Regions from separate parts of the Mus musculus genome. Here region 2 is linked to region 1. The links are chromatin loops, found by intact Hi-C in ENCODE. Cell type or tissue: left cerebral cortex. All regions are shown on one strand.

The links. Peaks named below come from ENCODE experiments on the same cell type or tissue, not always from the same donor. Only the 100,000 strongest peaks of a DNase experiment are listed, where the experiment ranks them.
Region 2: a loop joins it to region 1, with 11 times the contacts of the local background. A loop is called at or near these places in 2 of 42 quality-filtered maps.

Annotation. Positions count from the first base shown.
Region 1 is chr3:143,237,621-143,240,120 of GRCm38, reverse strand. No RefSeq gene overlaps it. Among named protein-coding and RNA genes, the nearest start is that of A830019L24Rik, 4.2 kb to the left of the region's middle. In left cerebral cortex, no CTCF peak of the experiment used is centred here; DNase peaks (open chromatin) are centred at 658 and 1,376; H3K27ac peaks cover 914 bases.
Region 2 is chr3:143,172,410-143,174,909 of GRCm38, reverse strand. No RefSeq gene overlaps it. Among named protein-coding and RNA genes, the nearest start is that of A830019L24Rik, 69 kb to the left of the region's middle. In left cerebral cortex, no CTCF peak of the experiment used is centred here; DNase peaks (open chromatin) are centred at 745 and 1,139.

The sequences.
Region 1 (2,500 bases):
CACTCTAAGTTGTGGAGAAATATATCTCTCTTATACCTATTTGAAATTTCATGAAGTTTATGATAGACACTGGCAAGCTAAACCCATTACATCAGTGGTTCTCAACCTTCCTACGGTTGTGACCTTTAACACAGTTCCTCCTGCTGTGGTGACCCCCAACTATAAACTTATTTTGTTGCTACTTCATAACTGTAATTTTGCTACTGTTATGGATCATAATATAAATATCTTGTGTGCAGAATATCTGTAATACGTGACTCCCAAAGAGGTTGCCACCCACAGGTTGAGAAGCAGTGTTTTACAGCTTTATTTAGACAACTTCTCCAGATACCTTAGGGATAGTGGTCTTCCTCCATGACAAACAAGCTGATGGGTACTTGGTCAAGATTCTCTGATCACTCCTAGAATAGATGTGAGTGTTCACATCAAGCTTTGACAGCTGCCTCCCCTGTAACATTGGTCACTGTGTAGAAAAGAGAAAAGAGGAAGGAGTGTTGGTTTGTTGTGGTACTATGGAGTTAAATGGCTATCACTGGCTCCTTTGGCTTTAAAGTTTAGGCTTTGGTGGGTTAACTACTTCCAGTCCCATTTCTATGACGATTCCCTAGTCTTTCTATCGAGAAACAGAAACCTGAGCTAGAGCAGTGGGATTAGAGGTTTGGAATACTTGGTGCTCTGCAGAAAACCCATGTTGATTTCTAGCACCGACACGGTGGCACACAACCAACTGCAAATCCATTTACATGTAACCAGATGCCTGCTTCTGGCCCCCAGTGGCACTGTACTAATGTGGTGCATAAGCATGCATGTAGGTGAACACTCATTCATGTAAAATACAAACAAAATAAGAGAAAGAAAGGAAGAAAAAAAAGGAAAGAAGTAGAGAAGAAAGGAAGGAAGTAGAGAAGAAAGGAAGGAAGGAAGGAAGGAAGGAAGGAAGGAAGGAAGGAAGGAAGGAAGGAAGGAAGGAAGGAAGGAAGGAAAGAAGGGGGAATTCATGAAGATCTGCCTATCTGCCTTCTGGGCTATTTTAAGCATTCATTTTGTATTGAAGTCAATGGCTGAACATTATCTGGCTGCCTTTCCACGTAAAAACCATCCCTCTCCAGTAGCCCATCTCCTTCCTTACAGAGCTCTGGACAATCAGCCATATATTTAATTTTTCTATGAACTTTTCTCCATGTCTTTCTTTAGGAGTGGCTCTTGATTAACTCAAGTTAATTATCGTGCCTCTTCCTCTTTTCCACAGTAGTGGCTCAGAAGCCGGCATATGACTGAATGTGGCCATTCATATATAAGGCATGTTTGCCAGGAATTGTAGGAAAGAGGATATTTCTAGCTGCTGTGGGAGTCATTTTAAAATAAGTTCCCTTTCTTGAACATGAAGCACGCAGCCTTTGTTGGATCAGCATGTGCCCATCTGTCTCGAGAGCAGATAGCCTTAGGGCGAGGCCAATGCTGGGAAAGCACAATGAGAAGAAAGGCAACCCATTTTTGGAGATGTTTTAAGAGGTCTACAGAACAAAAATTTTAGTCGTATGAAGTGGGAGATTTCTCATGCTGTTGAAGCCACTTTGATTTGGATTTTCTATTACCTGCATATAAAATCATGCTAGATAATGCCCAGGGCCTACTTCTGCTGATAGGAATCAAGAAGTTTTACACATACAGTATCCAATCAGAAATTTCATTTCTTTGGGAGATGAATCACCTGCAAACCTTACACAATATGATTCTGTTTAGATATTTCCATATCACTAAATTTATATTGTGGAACCATGTTCAGTCTATAATTCACCATGACCAATCTTTGTCTATCACTCTGGCCTAGGGTATATCATTCATTCATTCATTCATTCATTCATTCATTCATTCACTCAATTCTCTGAGTAGCTTGTTGACCAACTTAAATGATTACTGCTTTGCTATAGTTTTCTGATTCTCCAATATATTGAAGGGTATTTGCAGGGAATGAGAAACTTTTCCTTTCTAAGTTATTTGATTTGATGTGGAGATTTTAATTTTATTTATTCATTTGTGTGCATGGCTGTGAACACACATGAATATACATTCATGCCATGGGAAACATGGAGGTTAGTGGCAGCCCTGATATACTGAGAACTGTCTCTGTTTTTCTAACTTCAAAACACATAAAAAGCCTGAGCTGGTCTAGCCTAAGTGTTTTTGCCTTATTACATACAGTCTTACTACGTCCAGATTCATCTTCCTTATGGTATTAGATTTTCTAAGCATTATAACAATGGGCCTGGCCTTTCTTTATTCACACTAACAGAACTTAGTAATTCACATTCCAGGAATATTGATTAAATAATACACAGTTGATTCCCTGGGTATGTAGCTTCCTCCCTATGCCTCTTCTGACCCTTTTTTCTCTGCCTGCTTCAGTCCTGTCTACTGCTCTGATATAACCTTGGGTGTCATCCCCAGAGAGTTTCTCTGATCACTCCAGCCAATTCTGTGTCCTTAGTAATTCTGAACA
Region 2 (2,500 bases), 65 kb after region 1:
AAAAATCTAAGCCTACACATTATCTTCTTTCAGCAGGATGGAGGTTCTAGGTATCAGAAATAAGTCATTGGGCTTGCATTTTTCTATCAGCAAGCTCGTTTACCTACAGATGCACCTTGCAAGCCCTTTCAATACTTTTAAAAGATTGTGGGGAAAAAATGTTGAATGTTGAAGTCTGGTTTTAAATGCTGTTTCTGACTTAGATGGAATGTACTCAAGGGTGCCCCAAGAACTATTGCTGAACAGATCCACTTCCCCTGGTCCTAATAACTTTTCTCTTCCACTACCTCTGCTGGGTGGTGGACTAGAGGAGAGGCTGAACCCTTATTAAAAGTATGTTGCAGAAAATCTATGCCTACACATCGGTTACTATTTTCACTTTCATAAAAGTTCTGCAGTTCCTAAAGAGGTTGTTTTCTGTCACATTGGCTACTTTTCTCCTTTCTTATGGCTCTGTCTTTGTGGTGGCTTCATCTCCTCTTCCCCTCCTCTTCTGATCTCTACAAACTCTCTTTTCATCTCCTCTGTTCTTCATTGTGTTTGTCTTTGAAGGCTAGCACATTTCCTTTGAGCTTTTTACAACAGAGATTAGGTGGTTACATCTCAAGGCTGAAGTTGTTTGCCTCGCCCCACTTAATTGTCCCTGCAAGTGTGTTTCTGCTTCTGCCTCCTGAGTGTGTGTTTTTCTCTCTTCTATTTTGTCATTTATGTTGTAGCGCCCACACAAGACCTTCTGTACTTCTTACTCATCCTCCTCCAGTGCGGCTGGCTATTTGTGGAAGAACAGTGTGAGAAGGAACACACTGAGTCAAGGCAGCCAGTGCTTTCTATAACACAAGGGTCTGAAACATTCCCGTCATAAGTGTGTCACCACCTGAGGAAATAGTAAGCAAAGAGGTGAGCAAAGAAAATTGCTGCTTCTTGTTAAACACATTTTTTAAAAAAATATATAACACCCTTCAATAATACCTTAACCGTGTTGAAACTACACTTACAAGAAGACTATAGGGCTAGTTTTTCCATTGGACAATAAAACATACATGTTTGGACTCAACACCCACTATAAGATCCTTATTGCTGTGTCTGTAGCATTCATCCTTGTCCCCTACAGTGTTTACGACAGCTGGCTAACAAATACACTAAGTTGGTTTATTGACACGTCATCTTACTTCAAAACCATTCCCCCCACATCTTTCTTGGAGCACTTGTATCCTAGACCTCATCTCTGAGTAAACCTTTCTGGGCGTATGGAGTGGGAAATGATTTCAGTACAGAGATATCAACTTTTAAAGAAAAGTAAGTGTTGCTTTTGGTTCAAGGTTACATTCACAGCTCTAAACTCAGTGTCCTTTCCTGTCCACATTGTCCACATAGATTTATTCACTGATGTAAGCTGGTACCTTTAAAAAGAAGAAGAAGAAGAAGAAGAAGAAGAAGAAGAAGAAGAAGAAGAAGAAGAAGAAGAAGAAGAAGAAGAAGAAGAAGAAGAAGAAGAAGTGTGTTTCTTTTTCAAATTTGGTGGACTGTGAGGAAAGTAAGCAGAGCATAATTTTACTTAAGCCATTTCTATTGAATTGTTAAGCAAAAAAATAAATGAAACCCTAGTCCATTGGTTTATGGAAATAGGTCAAAGCTTAGATGCCAGCAAACAATCTGCAGGTTTGAATGGCAGTCATTGAAGAACAGATGGTAGAAAGGAAATGGGGGATGCAGCTCAATGAAGGATTGCTTCTCTAGAATGCAGAGAGCCCTGGGTAGCTGAGCCTGGGTGGCTCACCCTGTCCTGTGTGCATCCCCAGCACATGGTAGGTGGAGGCAGGGAAATAACAAATCCAAGGTCATCTGCAGCACATAGCAAGTTTAAGGCCATCCTAGGCTGTAAAGACCTCGACTCTAAGATAAATAAATAAACTAACAATAAAGAAAGATGCAGTGGCAGTAGCAATTCCCAAGGCATAGAAACTTTTTTAAAAAGCAACACATTTGGGTTATAATATGCTATAAGCTCAGGAATTGTAGAGAAAAACATCCTTTGAAAAACGGTCATGATAATTTGGAATCTTAGTGCAGATTTCTAAATTGCAGATTAGAGCATTTCCAATATCCTAAGGGGGCCTTGGATTCTCTGCAAGAGAGTGTGAGAGGTCTCAGGCACAGGTTTGGGCCATTTTTACCAAATGGGAGTGTAAGCTGACCCATCATAGATTTGAACCTTGTCTATATCATAGTCTTGGATATTATTTCTGGAAAGATCAATTTCATCTATACTGAAGATCTATTGGAGCAAATAACCCCTTTCATGGTAATCACAGCAAGAGATCCCTCAGTACTCATGGTTCCTCCTCAGTGACGTCAACCACTCACTTGCGCCACAGATGGCGTGTGTTCCACTGGAGGTTTCAGGAAAGTCTCCTCAGTGTCCTATGGTGTTTAGCTTTCAGGTTCTCCACACTCTTAACCTTCTATTGACTGTGCATCACGATACAGTTACCCAGAGTTC